Regions from separate parts of the Mus musculus genome. Here region 1 is linked to region 2. The links are chromatin loops, found by intact Hi-C in ENCODE. Cell type or tissue: gastrocnemius. All regions are shown on one strand. Links, peaks and the distances in the headings refer to the core of each region. The heading gives the core; the rest is flanking DNA.

Region 1 (9,210 bases), core at 688-8,687, 500 kb before region 2:
GAAAATGCTGCTTACAATAAAATGTTGAACGAAACACCCAGCAGAAAGCATTTCAAATCCAAGATTTTGGCTTACTTTCCAAAAATGGTATGAGTACTAAACCAGTGGTGAATGAAAACTTAGTTCACAAAGAAAAAATAACTGATTTGGATTGGATTCCTCACTCCCTCTTCACTGATAAGACTCACGGGGTATTTACTGAAACCCTGGTTAAAATCTGGAGTTTTCACTGATGAATAGATATTAGCCCAGAAGCTCAGATTACCCAAGATACAATATGCAAAACACATGAAACTCAAGAAGAAGGAAGACCAAAGTGTGGATACTTTGATCCTTCTTAGTAGGGGGAACAAAATGACCATGGAAAGAGTTACAGAAACAAAGTTCAGAGCAGAGACAGAAGGAATGACCATCCAGAGACTACCCCACCTGGGTATCCATCCTATAAACAACCACCAAACCCAGACACTATGGCAGATGCCAACAAAAGCTTGCTGTCAGGAACCTGATATAGCTGTCTCCTGCGAGGCTCTACCAATGCCTGGCAAATACAGAAGTGGATGCTCACAGTCATGCATTGGACGGAGCACAGGGTCCCCAATGAATGAACTAGAGGAAGGACCCAAGTAGCTGAAGGGGGTTTGCTGCTCCATGGGAGAAACAGCAATAATGAACTAACCAGTAGCCCCAAGAGCTACCTGGGACTAAACCACCAATCAAAGAAAACACATGGTGGGACTCATGCTCTAGCTGCATATGTAGCAGAGGATAGCCTAGTCAGTCATCAATGGGAGGAGAGGCCCTTGGTCCTGTGAAGGTTCTATGCCCCAGTATAGGGGAATGCAAGGGCCAGGAAGCAGGAGTGGGTGGGTTGGGGAGCACGGGGAGGGGGAGGGGATAGAGGATTTTAGAAGGGAAAACTAGGAAAGGGGATAACATTTGAAATGTAAATAAAGAAAATATCTAAGAAAGAAGGAAGGAAGGAAGGGAGGAAGGAAGAAAGAAAGAAAGAAAGAAAGAAAGAAAGAAAGAAAGAAAGAAAGAAAGAAAGAAAGAAAGAAAGAAAGAAAGAAAGAAAGTCTTCCAATGACATCACAAAAAAAAAAAAAGTCTGGACTTTTGCCTAATGACAACTGACCAGAACACATGCAATTCTGTCCATAGTTCTGTCCTCAGCTTACAACCTATGCTTTCCTCACCACTGCCTTGCAGTTTCCTTCCTCATTCACAAGAGCTCCAAGAGCGAGTGCAGGCACAAAATAGAAACAGAAAGTACTCTACCCAATTCATTCTATGAAACCACAATTACTCTGATAACTAAACCACACAAAGATTCAACAAAGAAAAAGAATTTCAGACCAATTTCCCTTATGAATATCGATGCAAAAATACTCAATAAAATCCTCACAAACCGAATCCAAGAACACATCAAATCGATCATTCATCATGACCAAGTAGGCTTCATCCTAGGGATGCAGGGATAGCTTAATATATGGAAATCCATCAACGTAATCCACTATATAAACAAACTCAAAGACAAAAACCACATGATCATCTCGTTCGATGCTGAAAAGGCATTTGAAAATCCAACACCCATTCATGATAAAAGTCATGGAAAGATCAGGAATTCAAGGCCCATACCTAAACATAATAAAAGCAATATACAGCAAACCCGTAGCCAACATCAAAGTAAATGGTAAGAAGCTGGAAGCAATCTCCCTAAAATCAGGGACTAGACAAGGCTGTCCACTTTCTCCCTACCTATTCAATATAGTACTGGAAGTCCTAGCCAGAGCAACTCAACAATAAAAGGAGATCTAGCGGATGCAGATTGGAAAGAAAGAAGTCAAAATATCACTGTTTGCAGATGATATGATAGTATATATAAGTGACCCTAAAATTCTACCAGAGAACTCCTAAACGTGATAAACAGCTTCAGTGAAGTAGCTGGATATAAAACTAACTAAAACAAATCAGTGGCCTTTCTCTACACAAAGGATAAACAGGCTGAGAAAGAAATTAGGGAAACAACACCCTTCACAATAGTCACTAATAATATAAAATACCTTGGTGTGAGTCTAACTAAGGAAGTGAAAGATCTGTATGACAAGAACTTAAAGTCTCTGAAGAAAGAAATTGAAGATCTCAGAAGATGGAAAGATCTCCCATGCTCATGGATTGGCAGGATTAATATAGTAAAAGTGGCTATCCTGCCAAAAGCAATCTACAGATTCAATGCAATCCCCATCAAAATTCCAACTAAATTCTTCACTGAGTTAAAAAGGGCAATTTGCAAATTCACTTGGAATAACAAAGAACCTAGGATAGCAAAAACTATTCTCAACAATAAAAGAATCTCTGGGAGAATCACCATGCCTGACCTCAAGCTGTACTACCGAGCAATTGTGATAAAAACTGCATGGTACTGGTACAGCGACAGACAGGTAGATCAGTGGAATAGAATTGAAGACCAAGAAATGAGCCCACATACAGCATTTTCTTTTTTTCTTTTTTTTCTTTTTTTCTTTTTTTTTTTTTTATGTTTTCTAGCATTTCTTCTTCTTTTTTTTTTTTTTAGGTATTTTCCTCATTTACATTTCCAATGCTACCCCAAAAGTCCCCCATACCCTCCCCGCCCCCACTCGCCTACCCACCCACTCCCACTTTTTGGCCCTGGCGTCCCTTGGTGCTGGCACAACTGGATCCTCTGGTAGTACTATGTCCAGTTTTCTGCAGAACTGCCAGACTGATTTCCAGAGTGGTTGTACAAGCTTGCAATCCCACCAGCAATGGAGGAGTGTTCCTCTTTCTCCAAATCCTCACCAGTATCTGCTGTCACCTGAATTTTTGATCCTAGCCATGTAGAAGAATGAGAATTGATCCATTCTTATCTCCTTGTACAAAGGTCAAGTCTAAGTGGATCAAAGAACGCCACATAAAACTAGAGACACTGAATACAGAATAAAATATCCATAGAAGGAGTTGCAGAGACAAAGTTTGGAGCTAAGACGAAAAGATGGACCATCCAGAGACTGCCCCACCTGGGTGTCCATCCCATATTCAGCCACCAAATGCAGACACTATTGCATATGCCAGCAAGATTTTGCTGAAGGGACCCTGATATAGCTGTATCCTGTGAGGCTTTACCAGTGCCTGGCAAATACAGAAGTGGATGCTCACATTCATCTATAGGATGGAACACAGGGCTCCCAATATAGGAGCTAGAGAAAACACCCAAGAGCTGAAGGGGTCTGCAACCTTACAGGTGGAACAACAATATGAACTAATCAGTACCCCCCCCCCCCAGAGCTCGTGTCTCTAGCTGCATATGTATCAGAAGATGGCCTAGTTGGCCATCATTGGAAAGAGAGGTCCCTTGGTCTAGCAAACTTTATATGCCCCAGTACAGGGGAATGCCAGAGCCAAGAAGTGGGAGTGAGTGGGTAGGGGAGCAGGGCTGGGGGAAGGTGTAGGGGACTTTTGGGATAGCATTTGAAATGTAAATGAAGAAAATATCTAATAAAAAATAATAATTATAACAATAAAAATAATTTTAAAAAAAAGAGTGAGTGCAGAGATACTGACAAGTGTGGACAAAGCAGCACTAGGCGCTTCCTTTTCCAAGTCATTGAACTGGAGTTGAATCTAAAGTGAAAATTTGATCATTCCACTTCATTCCTGATGAATGAGAACTGAAGCTAACAAGGCCTTACAGAATGAGAGTCTTGGAAATAAACGAAAGCTAATCCTTGGGAACTGTAAATGCTGTCTTTTGTTTCGAGTTATTTTATCCTTGTTGCCACTTAAAATTACTCTACACACACTTCAAGTTTGAGAGCCTTAACATTCTTTTGTTTTGTCATGTTTGTTTGGTTTGGGCTTTGTTTTTTTGAGGCTGGGTCTCTGACTACAGGTGTAACTGGCAACAATCCCCATGCCTCACTCTTGTTGATGCGAAGCTGAAAAGCATGAGCCATCTGTTCTGTTGTTGCTATCGTTTGTTTGTTTGTAATTTTGTTTGTTTTTTTTTCTTTTTTAATTGGATATTTTATTTACATTTCAAATGTTTTCCCCTTTTCCGATGTCTCCCACCCCCGACACACACACACCCCAGAAATCTCTGCTTCTAGGAGGGTGTGCTCCCAGTCACCCAGTCCTGCCTCACAGCGCCAAGGGCCTCTGCTCCCATTGATGACTGACAAGGCCATCCTCTGCTGCATATGCAGCTGGAGCCATGGGTCCCTCCATGTGTCCTCCTTGGTAAGCAGTCTTGTAGCTCTAACCCAGGGCCCTGAATATTTTTAAACAAAGCATACCAGCACTAAGCTACACCTCCAATCTCAATTTTTTATATCGTCTCTCAGTCAGACTTCTTTACATTTCCTCCACACAAACTAGCTTTGTCCCTAAATGCTAAAGGTACTCCATACTTCAAAGGAAGTCTCCCCTTTTAAAGCAGAGCTGAGTGAACTGGAGTCATAAGGACTTGTAACTGACATTGCTCCCTTGTACCACACGGTGGCGCTGTTGGAGATTAGCTGTATCTAGTGGTGTATATCCATCACCGCAGAGCCAGTACTGGGCTAGATCCAGATAAATATTTCTGTGACTCCCTGGAAAAGAGGCAACCCCTCTCCCAGCACTGGGCTCAGCCACTGCGTTATAGCAATTTATTCTTTCTTGTTTCAGGTCACATATACATTCTTCTCAAGTTGTTGTTGCTATTCCAGTCCCCTTGTAATATCTATCGGACACCACCTTCAGATCCACAATCCTTTTCTCTTTCTCCTCACACAGAAAGGAGAACACAATTAGTTTTAAATCCTTACAAATCCTTGCAAATGGTTTCGTCACATCCTTCTTCTCTCATACAGTCTGTACTAACTGCTGAGAATGCTAATCTCAATGGGTTTCTCCTTTTATTTCCCTGATTTATTACACAAAATACACTGAACATAATGGATTTTACCTCTTGTGACAAGGCCAACATTATAAACATTCAGACCCTTTGGTTTAGTTAGGAGTGTTTATGTATACAAATGCCTTTTGTTTTACAAAAAATATAGATTCAGAGGTGATTTAACTTAATTCATGTTACAGAGCTAGCTGTTTGAAGAACCTTGATTCCTATACTGGCTAGTTCTGTGTCAACTCGACACAGCTGGAGTTATCACAGAGAAAGGAGCTTCAGTTGAGGAAATGCCTCCACGAGATCCAACTGTAAGGCATTTCCTCAATTAGTGATCAAGGGGGAAAGGCCCCTTGTGGGTGGGACCATCTCTGGGCTGGTAGTCTTGGGTTCTATAAGAGAGCGGGCTAAGCAAGCCAGGAGAAGCAAGCCAGTAAGGAACATCCCTCCATGGCCTCTGCATCAGCTCCTGCTTCCTGACCTGCTTGAGTTCCAGTCCTGACTTCCTTGGTGATGAACAGCTGTATGGAAGTGTAAGCCAAATAAACCCTTTCTTCCCCAATTTGCTTCTTGGTCATGATGTTTGTGCAGGAATAGAAACCCTGACTAAGATAATTGCTAACTTATCTCTACCCCTGGGCACAGGTTTTGGCAATTTACCACAGGGCCACTCTCCATGAACCACTCCTGCCATCTTCCTGCTCAGAGCTCTGAAGCACCATGGCATTTCTTTTTAACAAAATCTCAAACATTACCAATAAAGACACAGGAGCCTGATGCTGGCATGAATGCCTGTCCTCTTAGAGAGGCAGAGAAAGCACCCAGCTGACCTTCATCCTCAGAAATTTTTCCCAAAGGTAGCTCCATTCTCTAGGTTGTCTCAAAACCCCTCAAACTGAATGTACCTACTTCCCATGCATCTCTCTATCCGTCCTCCTGACTTCCTCTCATTCTCTTTGGGGTTTTTTCCTGTTTATTTCTTGTCAACTGGTTTCGTGCTGCACCCCTTGACCTACAATTGACTTTATTTTTTAATCCTGTTTACTATAAACAGCAACCTCTTGGATTAAAGATGTGTGCAAGGGCTGAGCCACACCACAACTAGAAACAGGTTTTCCAGTGCACAACACAGTGTTGGGCTTCACAGTTCGCTCAAACTTCCCGCAACACCATTCCTTCTGCTGCACACTTGGTCTGCTCTGTTCTCAGCATCAGTCTGGATCTAGCTAAATTTGACTGCTACCTTTCTCAGAATATATTCCCCCATCTTCCATACATGTAATCATCATCTCTCAAATTCCTTAAATTGCTCTTCATTTAACATGTTTCTAAGTCCTTAATCATTCCCTGTGCACAAACCCCCAGCACACACATGCACATAGGCATACACATACACATACACATACACATACACATACACATACACATACACATACACATACACATACTCACTTCTCCTTCGAGTCTTGTATAACGCCTCTTATAAATATGATTGGCTCATTGTATTGCCGGGTCATTTACATGCTGCTTAAATAGAAGTTTTATGTTTCTGTTGTAGTCCTTTGAAGACACGTCAAGTTTCATAGACATACCAGTTTAATTTCTTAATCCCTAAAGCATACAGAACAGCCTCTGACACTCTTAACTTAGTAGGCATTCAGTGTATATATGCTAAGTGGAATGCCATGTCAAATAGTCCCAAAAACCTTTAGTAGAATTACCGTCTCTTCTACAGGGCTGTCCCTTTCCAGGCATATAACCAACCTCATTCATGAATCTCTTAGTGATGAAGTTCTCAGGACTTGTTTCTACTTCTCTTGTTATTTCTGCACCCATACCTTTTCTCTAAGAGTAATTATTGGATACTTGAGCAATTTACAGAACACTAGGAACCAAATGGGAAAGAGGCAGAGGTGGGGACTAGTCAGTGACAATTAACCATCATGATTTATTTCCAAGAGTGACACTGATAGAGATATCCAGGCTTCATCACAGGAAGATGTGAGGGGATAGAATCTTTCTTCTAACTTGAGCCATTCACGGGACATGCAAAACATGCTTAAAAAGATATTTGTATTTGCTTGCAAAGTGCATGTCCATAGGAAGTTCTCACTTTGTTCAGTTCTGCTCCCAGATGCTTTGACCTCACTGAGTAGCACTGTATAGGGAAAGCAGGGGAACCTCCTAGATTGTCCTATGCAAAATACCCAAAAACTTCCACATTGTGGTTGGTAAGGTCCTGAGTTTTTCTTTTTAAGGCTCTGATTGTTTTTTTTATAATTATGACAATTTTACCAATAGTATTGAATAGAAAACAAACAATGAAGAAAAGGCTAACAAAATTTCTTTTCTATCAAGAGAATGATTTAAGTCATCTCAGAATCTTTCTTTAAAATCTGAAGCCCATCAAGATACATTAGTAAATATCTTCATAGAAGAATGAGTCAAATAATTCATAAATTTGTCTATACTATTAGAACTCCCATAGATAAACTTCCCTCTCATGCCCAGTGTTTGAAGAACTTGAAATTCTCAAATTTAGAAAAGAAAACTCTGAGCCACATTAACATGATCCTAAAATTTTGTAATTACATGCTTTGTCAATTAGTCGTGATTAGGAATTCAACTAAGGGCTGAAGAGATGGATCAGCGGTTAAGAGCACTGACTGCTCTTCCAAAGGTCCTGAGTTAAATTCCCAGCAACCACATGGTGGCTCACAACCATCTGTAATGGACTCGATGCCCTCTTCTGATATGTCTGATGACAGCTACAGTACAGTACTCATATAAAATAAATAAACCATTTTTAAAAAAGAATTCAACTAAATCTGTGTATATGTTAACTCATTATTTATCACAAACATATACTATGGTACATATTATCATATTATTTTGTAGAAAAATGAATACGGATTATTAGAGGTTAAATTTTAAAATACGATGGCTTTATGATATTTTAATAGTAAACAAAAACCTAAAGCTTTATGTAATTCTTACTATTGTTGGTAATATTTATAGGGACATCAGTGTGACTGAGCACATTGTGTTTGTGAACTCTTTGATTTTATACTCCCAAATCTCAGTTGCAAATGACTTTTGTGATTTCACACTATCAGTGACTAAATACTCTAAGCCATAATATTTGACAACTGTGGCACATCGCTACTAAGACTGAACTAGTTTGCTGTATTACTTGGCCAGAACGATTGTCATAAAACACCACAGTTCCAGAAGCCAAGTATCAATCAGAGTTTAACAGGCTCTTTCTGAGGTCATGAGGTAAGTATCTACCTGGGGCTCTCCTGGCTTCTCCATAACCTCATGTGGTCTTCCTGCAGTCATCTCCCCTTGACTTCCCAATATCCTTATGTAGTCTTCTTTGTCTTCATCTTCTTCTCCAAATTTTCCTCTTTTTATGAGGGCCCTGTGGTGTTGGGTTGGAGCACACTGTCATGGTCTCATTTTAAACAAATTACTTCTGTTAAGACCTTAGCTCCAGTTAAGGTAGCTTTTCACACAATAGGGCTAGGTTTCAACATCTAAAGTAAGTGAGACTGTAATACAATTTAGCCCATAGCAAAACCCATTTTTCAAATAATCTTCTTTGTCATTTTGATTTTTAAACTTTTTTTTTTTTTAGCTAACTCCTTGTATTATCACTAATGTTACTGCTATTACATAGTGTTATTATAGGGGTCTAAGGTCCTGGCTCACCTAACCTTGCTCATATAAATCCTGAACCATGACAAGATGCAGAAGGAAAATGGACAAATGGTGTGACTGCTGTGTAGCTCCTACATGTCCCCTCAAGGCACCATGACATCTAGACCATTTGAGGGCACTCAGTCCTAATTGCACAGAGTGCAGCTCTAGTTCTATATTCATATGAGGCTTCTAGAGCTTGTGGGTTGTCTTGTGAATGTGATCACATTTCTTTGGAGAACTTTGATCAAAGTCACACTTTGTAGAAACAACCTAAGCATCATCAAATTCAACTGGGAGAGTTATTTATATAAAGGGCCTTCTGTTATTCAGTAGGTTATGAAATCTCATTGCAGTCAAATCAAATCCAAAATGCCCAAAGAGCATATAACCCTCACTTTCTCTTTCTGTTTTCTCCAGTACACAGACATTTGATTATTCCTTGAGGCTTAAGGCAGTGGACTTAGAATAATACAGGCTCTAGCATTTCATTAGCTCAGAGGATGCTGCTGTTAGATCCACACTCTTTGGAACATTTGCTGAAAATGTCATTCAGAAGACATCAACACTGCCTGAGTCATAGTTTTATTGAATTTGTC
Region 2 (9,210 bases), core at 425-8,424:
GACATTATGCTGATTGGACCAAGTGAGCAGGAAGTAGCAACCACTTTGGACTCATTGGTAACACATATGCGTATCAGAGGATGGGAAATAAATCCAACCAAAATTCAAGGACCATCTACCTCAGTGAAATTCTTAGGAGTCCAGTGGTGTGGGGCATGCAGAGATATTCCTTCTAAGGTGAAAGATAAGTTATTGCACCTGGCCCCTCCTACAACCAAGAAAGAAGCACAACGTTTAGTGGGTCTATTTGGATTCTGGAGACAACACATCCCTCACTTGGGTGTGTTACTTAGGCCTATTTACCAAGTGACTCGGAAAGCTGCTAGCTTTGTGTGGGGCCTGGAACAGGAGAAGGCCCTTCAACAGGTCCAGGCTGCTGTGCAGGCTGCTCTACCACTTGGACCATATGACCCAGCAGATCCGATGGTACTTGAGGTGTCTGTGGCTGATAGAGATGCTGTTTGGAGCCTCTGGCAGGCCCCTGTAGGTGAATCACAGAAAAGGCCTTTGGGATTTTGGAGCAAAGCTCTACCATCATCTGCAGACAACTATTCTCCCTTTGAAAAACAGCTCTTGGCCTGCTATTGGGCCTTAGTGGAAACTGAACGTCTGACAATAGGACACCAAGTCACTATGCGACCTGAACTACCCATCATGAGCTGGGTACTATCAGACCCTGCAAGTCATAAAGTGGGACGTGCACAGCAGCAGTCTATTATCAAATGGAAGTGGTATATACGTGATCGGGCCAGAGCAGGTCCTGAAGGCACAAGCAAGTTACATGAAGAAGTTGCTCAAATGCCTATGGTTTCTACTCCTGTTACAATGCCATCTGCTGCCAAGCATGCACCTATAGCCTCATGGGGTGTTCCCTATGATCAACTGACCGAAGAGGAGAAGACTAGAGCCTGGTTTACTGATGGCTCTGCACGTTATGCAGGCACCACCCAGAAGTGGACAGCTGCAGCATTACAACCCCTTTCTGGGACAACCTTGAAAGACACAGGTGAAGGGAAATCTTCACAGTGGGCAGAACTTCGGGCAGTACACATGGTATTACAGTTTGTTTGCAAGAAGAAATGGCCAGATGTACGATTATACACTGACTCATGGGCTGTAGCCAATGGATTGGCTGGATGGTCAGGGACTTGGAAAGATCACAATTGGAAAATTGGTGAGAAAGACATCTGGGGAAGAAGTATGTGGATAGATCTCTCCAAATGGGCAAAGGATGTGAAGATATTTGTGTCCCATGTAAATGCTCACCAAAAGGTGACTTCAGCTGAGGAGGAGTTCAATAATCAAGTGGATAAGATGACCCGTTCTGTGGACAATCAGCCTCTCTCCCCAGCCATCCCTGTCATTGCTCAATGGGCACATGAACAAAGTGGCCATGGTGGTCGAGATGGAGGTTATGCTTGGGCTCAGCAACATGGGCTTCCACTCACCAAGGCTGACCTGGCTACAGCTGCTGCTGATTGCCAGATCTGCCAACAGCAGAAACCACTGAGCCCCAGATATGGCACCATTCCTCGAGGTGACCAGCCAGCAACCTGGTGGCAGGTTGACTACATTGGACCACTTCCTTCGTGGAAAGGACAGCGTTTTGTTCTTACTGGAGTAGATACTTATTCTGGTTATGGATTTGCCTTTCCTGCACGTAATGCCTCTGCTAAAACCACCATTCACGGACTGACAGAATGCCTCATCTATCGTCATGGTATTCCACACAGTATTGCTTCTGACCAAGGAACTCATTTCACAGCCAGAGAAGTACGACAGTGGGCTCACGATCATGGAATTCACTGGTCTTACCACATTCCCCATCATCCTGAAGCAGCTGGGCTGATAGAAAGATGGAATGGCCTTTTGAAGACGCAGTTACAGCGCCAATTAGGTGGTAACAGCTTGGAAGGCTGGGGCAGAGTTCTTCAGAAGGCAGTATATGCTTTGAATCAGCGCTCGATATATGGTACAGTTTCACCCATAGCCAGGATTCATGGGTCCAGGAATCAAGGGGTGGAAAACGGAATAGTTCCACTTACTATCACTCCTAGTGACCCTCTAGGAAAATTTTTGCTTCCTGTCCCCATAACTCTAGGTTCTGCTGGCTTAGAAGTTTTGGCTCCAGAGAGGGGAGTGCTCCTACCAGGAGCTACAACAAACATTTCATTGAACTGGAAGCTCAGACTTCCCCCTGGTCATTTTGGGCTTCTAATGCCCTTAAACCAACAGGCTAAAAAAGGAATAACAGTGTTAGGAGGGGTGATAGATCCAGATTACCATGGGGAAATTGGATTACCTCTTCACAATGGTGGTAAGCAAGATTATGTCTGGAGTGCAGGAGATCCCTTAGGGCGTCTCTTAGTACTACCATGTCCTGTGATTAAAGTCAATGGGAAACTACAACAGCCTAATCCAAGCAGGATGACAAAGGACGCAGACCCATCAGGAATGAAGGTATGGGTCAATCCTCCAGGAAAAGAGCCAAGACCTGCTGAGGTGCTGGCTGAAGGTGAAGGAAATACAGAATGGGTAGTAGAGGAAGGTAGTTATAAATACCAATTAAGGCCACGTAACCAGTTGCAGAAACGAGGATTATAAAGTAATATGAATGCCCATTGTAAATTTACTAATGCGTTTGCGATTGTACGAGGGATAGTTATATCATGTTAGGCGTATTTACAGCCTTGTTATTGTTTCATGTGAACATGAGATATTATTTGTGTCAAGTTGACAAGGGGTGGATTGTAGTGGCTATTCCTGGTTGTCAACTTGACAATATTTGGAATGAACTACAATTCGGAATTGGAAGGCTCACCAGTGACCCTTATCTGGAGGCTTGGAGATCCTTATCTGGATCTTGGTTTGAAGATCTTGAGCCATAGTGGCTATGGATTCCAGAAGATTGAATCTCCGAGTTAAGGAACACACCTTTAATCTGGGCTATGCCTTTCATCTGGGATTAAAGGTGTGGTGGAACACACCTTTAATCTGGGCTACACCTTTTGCTGGAGACAATATAAGGACATTGGAAGAAGGGAGTCTAGCTCTTGCTCTTGCTCTTGCTCCTTTGCCTGCTTGCTGCGTGAGACTGAGTAACTGCTAGATCCTTGGACTTCCATTCACAGCTGCGACTGAACAATTGTTGGGAATTCGGCTGCCGACTGTAAGTCATCAATAAATTCCTTTACTATTTAGAGATTATCCATAAGTTCTGTGACTCTAGAGAACCCTGACTAATACACCTTGTAATAAAATTTATCCTTTTCCTTTAACATCATTCTCTGTGTGAAGTTGGTAAACATTTTTAAGTTTTGAATTTAGGCCATACAGGGTGAAGTATTTATTTTGTCCCCTTGAAAATAACCTAAGAGAAAACATCACACCATTGCCTTTCCCACTCATAAATAGATTCTGTTTGACTTCTATGACTTTCTGTGAGGGAAAAGAGGCTGAAGTTTAAAGTCATTTTCATGTTATCCCACTGTGATAAGAAATTATTTCTCCTTAGTCAGCTGTTATCATGCAGATTGCTCTGAAATCAGATTACAGCTGCTTGTTCTGATGGATTGGTTCATTCTGCCTTTAAAAATCATTTCTGTCTCTTATCTGGAAGCATAAAGCTAAGAAGATAATTATAACACTCACTTGTAAGTTTCTGTGTTTTACCATAAAACTAAGCAGAAACCACTCCTGTGAAAAAACAAGACAGTCGTGAGATGGCATGATCACAGGAGAGATGTCCTCCTTGTCCCTCATCCTTGGTGGCAGTCAGGAGTTGGCTGCACAGCTCACCTGGGCTGCTCAGTAGATCTGATTCGAGTTGCTTGGACTGAGCTGGACTTGAGGACAGGAGAGCTGTCCCTGGCCATTGCCAACTGAGTCATTGGGTGAGCTAGCCAAGGCAGTGCTGGGGAGCTCATCCTGGTGCTGTGGGAACTGGAGAGGTGATGGCTTGACCAGCTCAGCTACCACGAAATCAGGAGGTTTGGATCTGCAGGACCTTCATGACACAGAACAACAGGATAGCTTAGAGGAGTCCTAGTTTGTTTTGTTTTGTGTTTTTATTGTTTTCTTTTCAGCCCATTCTCTAACTCAAAAAGTCAATGTATTGACCCAATGTTGTGGACTAGTGTCTTGTGCCAAATGCTTGCATAAAGGATGCAGACTTTATGTAGATGCCATTTATATTCCAAACTTAGACTGTTAGTGTCTGGTGTCTCAAATTTACACTTCTAGTTCTGTGACCTTGAGCACATTTTTAACCACTGTCTGTTTGTTTCCTCATTTGCAAAATTTGCAGTATTTTTTTTGTAAGGTTTTTTTGTTTTGTTTTGTTTTTGCAAGTTTTTTGGGGGTAAGATCAGAGATCACATAGGTAAAATGCTTAGATAAATATGTCACCCTCAGTAGACCACCAGCAGGTGGCACATGAGAGTTTGTTTTCCACTTCAGTGGTCCTTCTATCCAGCAGCAAATGAGCTACCCAGTCACACAATTTCCAATGTCTCATAAGTTTATCCTTCTGGAAGGTGACCTTGGAGAATCTGCACCAAAGCAAGTTGCTGTGGTTTGTGGTGGTTTTTGTTTTTTGTTTGTTTGGGTTTTTTTTTTTTTTTCTGGCCCTTGGTTCTCCAGCAAAGAGTGTGATTTAAGGCATGGGGCAAAATCCATGCAGCCGACCGAAGCTCTACAAAAGCAGGTGAGAGGAGCTAGAGAAGAAAATCCTGGATGATGCGTTTAATTTGATCTGTTCCCTAGAGTCATTAAAATGCATCCTTCCCTAGACTCTAAAATTCTTGAGCTGAAATAATCAGTCCAACAAGATTCTTTCCCCTGTAGAAATCACTGGAAGCATACTTTAATGTGTCCAAAATCCCAGAGCTGTTGAAATACTGCCCCCTTGTGTTTCAGGGTTGGAGAAAGTTCTATGGGTAATGAAACTTTATTTTTTTTTTTCCATTTTTTATTAGGTATTTAGCTCATTTACATTTCCAATGCTATACCAAAAGTCCCCCTTACCCACCCACCCCCACTCCCCTACCCACCCACTCCCCCCCTTTGGCCCTGGCGTTCCCCTGTACCGGGGCACACAAAGTCTGCGTGTCCAATGGGCCTCTCTTTCCAGTGATGGCCGACTAGGCCATCTTTTGATACATATGCAGCTAGAGTCAAGAGCTCAGGGGAAAAAAAAAAAAAATAAAGTTTCATTACCAAAAAAAAAAAAAAAAAAAAAAAAGTAAAATATAAGTAAATAAATAAATATTAAAAAACAAGGCCTATGTTTGCAGCAATAGACTCATAGTGATTTCCTCAGAAAGAGTTTTAATAGGCCCTTATGCAGGCTACTACTGGGTAATTAGTAAAAACTTCTGAGGCTAAGTCTCAATTATGCAGTTATCTGAGGGTCATTACTAACAGTAATATAAATCCATATTTAAGCACTATGTGTCAGAAGGGCATTCTCAAATCTCCAGATTTCCTCACACTCTGACACATCACCAACAACTTCAAAGGGCTTTTAATTAGATTGTCTTCTTTGATTGACATTTACCATGTAATACATCAAAATTGAGCATATTTTTTTAAAAAAAATCATTAATTCAGTACAGTGGTTTGAGAAAGAATGAACCCCAAAGGCTCATATATTTGAATGTTTGGTTCCCAGTTGGTGAACTGTTTAGGAAGGACTAAGAGGTTTGGCCTTGTTGGAGGAGGTATGTCACAAAAAAAAAAAAAAAAAAAAAAAAAAAGAAAGTTCTATGGGAAACATTTCTTACAAGCTCAACGTCCGTTCATACAGTGGATCCCAAATGACCCATCTATTTTGAAAGGTTAAGATGTGGGTACCACGCCGGGCGATGGTGGCGCACGCCTTTAATCCCGGCACTCGGGAGGCAGAAGCAGGCGGATTCCAGGAGTTCCAGGACAGCCAGGGCTATACACAGAAACCTTGTCTCGAAAAACAAAACAAAACAAAACAAAAGATGTGGGTACCAAAGTACACTTTTTACACATGTAATTAACACAGAGACAGATAGGTACCCACTTTCAATGCACTCCCAAGAGAATTCAGAGGGAATTATTGACCCTTTAAGCAAAGAAGAAAAAGAAGAAAGAACACTTAAGAAAAATGATTACGTTTTTTCTTCTGTTTCCATACTTTCTTTTATTTCTTTCTTTCTCCCTCCATTTACTGACGTTTTTTTCTTCTGTTTCCATACTTTCTTTTATTTCTTTCTTTCTCCCTCCATTTACTGAGCAACTACCATAGCAGAGCAGTTAGAATACAGACCCTGGAATCTGGATCTTACTTGCCATATGGTTTCAAAATTGACCATTTGTGAAAACTTGGGCAAATTGTTTAATGTCTCTGTGCCTCAGCTTTTGAAGTCCGTAAGATGGTGGTACTGTGGGCCTGCCTCAAGCTCCTATTCTACAGATGCCTGTGATTCTTACAGTAGAGGTTAATACTTAGAACAGGGCCTGCCACAGTGTAAAGACTGAATAATGGGAGCTCTTAATCATTATTATTGTCTATTTTCCTGTCTCAGGACTTGTTCTAGAGTGTAGGCAATTTACAGAGAGTGAGAGATTTTAGAGTTCTCCATCCTAAATGTGATGTCTTTATCAACAACCTTACCCCAAGGTTCAGAGATCTATGCAGGAGGAGAAAAGTGGTAAAAGCCAGAGATGGGGGGATATCTCCAAGAAAGCTGTGTCTTCCAGGTACAACAGGGTTGATGAACATATAAATTCACAAAGATGTGTGCAGTATGCCCAAAAGTTGCATAGGTTCAAAATGGACAAAATCCTAGCACAAAGTCCCACCTCTAACTAACAAACTCTTTGCAATTGATAGTTGCTGGGAGGAGAAATATCAGTTTTCTACAATAGAGTGGCAATGGGTCTATCAACCACATTCCTAAGGCAGGCCCCATACTCAGGAACAGTTGGCCAACACAAAACAGACTCCATGATTTTTGGTTTGGGTTTTGTCTTTATTGTTGTTTTGGTTGGTTGGTTGGTTTGGTTTCATGATTTTCATCTTTTGGAAAGTTTTATTTATTTATTTTGTTTTTGGAGGAAGAAAAATGTAAAATGTGGTGGGTACAGAGGCTGGAGGATTTAGGAGGAGTTTGGAGAGAGAGAAAAAATGTGATCAAAATATACTGTATGAAAAAATATTTAAACAAATAAAAAATACAAGATAAAATAAAGAATGTATGGTTGGACCTACAGAAGATTAAAATGATCCATGCTTCTTTAAACCTTATATCACAGATATGGGGCCCCAAATTCTTTGGGATTTTTCCCTTACAACTGCAGAGCAAAGAATAATAAAGGTGTTGATTACATAAAAACTCCAAAGAGAAAGAAATTCCTGATCCTTCAAGAAGCCAGTAGGAAACATTAAAGCCAAGTGCTCCAAACATAGCCAGAATTACCATGGTGAGTCTGTAGAAGTATGACAAGCTCCACATTTCTCAAATCCATTCAGTGAAATGCAGTTACCTTTCCAGGTCAGGAGATTGTTTATATTTTTGAGCTAAAGGCAGATAATCTCAGATGGACAGATCTGAATCATGCTGCCTTCTTCTTATTAAAATGCCCTTATAAAATTATCATCTTTAAGAATCCTCTGCTAAGATGTTTCAACTAGTAAGAAAGACACATGCTCCACTATGTTCATAGCAGCCTTATTTATAATAGCCAGAAACTGGATGCTTCTCAACAGAGTAATGGATACAAAAAAAAAATGTGGTACATATACACAATGGAGTACTACTCAGCTATTAAAAAGAATGAATTTATGAAATTCCTAGGCAAATGGATGGAACTGGAGGGCATCATTCTGAGTGAGGAAACCCAATCACAGAAGAACTCAAATGATATGTACTCACTGATAAGTGGATATTAGCCCAGAAACTTAGAATACCCAAGATACAAGATACAATTTACGAAACACATGAAACTCAAGAAGAACAAAGACCAAAGTGTGGACACTTTGCCTTCTTAGAATTGGGAACAAAACACCCATGGAAGGAGTTACAGAGACAAAGTTTGGAGCTGTGACGAAAGGATGGACCATCTAGAGACTGCCATATCCGGGGATCCATCCCACAATCAGCCTCCAAACGCTTACTCCTTTGCATACACTAGCAAGATTTTGCTGAAAGGATCCAGATATAGCTGTTTCTTGTGAGACTATGCCAGGGCCTAGCAAACACAGAAGTGGATGCTCACAGTCAGCTATTGGATGGATCACAGGGCCCCCAATGGAGGAGCTAGAGAAAGTACCCAAGGAGCTAAAGGGATCTGCAACCCTAAGGGTGGAACAACATTATGAACTAACCAGTACCCCGGAGCTCTTGTCTCTAGCTGCATATGTATCAAAAGATGGCCTAGTCAGCCATCACTGGAAAGAGAGGCCCATTGGACACGCAAACTTTATATGTCCCAGTACAGGGGAACTCCAGGGCCAAAAAGTGGGAGTGGGTGGGTAGCGGAGTTGGGGGGAGGGTATGGGGGACTTTTGGGATAGCATTGGAAATGTAAATGAAGAAAACACCTAATAAAAAGTAAACAAAAAAGAATCCTCTGCTAAAATGCACATGCACCTGCACCACTTGCCACAATTATTCATTACATATTAACATTATGTGTAATGTTGATTTGGAAAATTCTTTCTAACCTCATATCTAAAGCTGAGGAGGTGCCGAATAACTGTATATTTTTTAAATGTAACATTTCTCATCTCAGAAAAATAATGTTTATTAAAGAAGACATAGATAATACAAAAAGCTGAAGAAAATTGTCCTCAGGAACCAGAAGATAATTAATTTTAACCTTTGGACATCCTTCCAGATACATCAGTATGTCCTGTGCAGTTTGTAGAACAGGTGGAGTGGCAGAGGTCATGAGGCACAGAACCTTCTCCTGGTTGAAATCCAGAGTTCTCCTCCAGTTTCTGTTGGTTGATGAGGTTCTCATAGTTCTTGCTTCCATTTCTTGCCCATAAAGGTACCATCTCCGCTCATTACCAGGTCGGCTCCCTCTTGGAACACAGGCACTTATACATGTGTGAATAAATGTGGATATGTATGCTTACAAACGTGCACACACAAAGACATAGCTCATTAACATCAGTTAGTGTTGTAAACTGAAAACTAGGAAGAAACATTCATTGCAACAAAGCACCAAGGA

What was found. A loop is a pair of places that touch in the nucleus more often than their neighbours do. Peaks named below come from ENCODE experiments on the same cell type or tissue, not always from the same donor. Only the 100,000 strongest peaks of a DNase experiment are listed, where the experiment ranks them.
Region 1: a loop joins it to region 2, with 6 times the contacts of the local background. A loop is called at or near these places in 9 of 42 quality-filtered maps.

The regions. Positions count from the first base shown.
Region 1 is chr12:45,167,456-45,176,665 of GRCm38, reverse strand. No RefSeq gene overlaps it. Among named protein-coding and RNA genes, the nearest start is that of Gm24731, 63 kb to the right of the region's middle. In gastrocnemius, for the core only: a CTCF peak has its summit at 4,517 (motif pointing right); a DNase peak (open chromatin) is centred at 4,529.
Region 2 is chr12:44,670,402-44,679,611 of GRCm38, reverse strand. No RefSeq gene overlaps it. Among named protein-coding and RNA genes, the nearest start is that of Gm33548, 250 kb to the left of the region's middle. In gastrocnemius, for the core only: a CTCF peak has its summit at 4,898 (motif pointing left); DNase peaks (open chromatin) are centred at 3,861, 4,478, 4,871 and 5,871.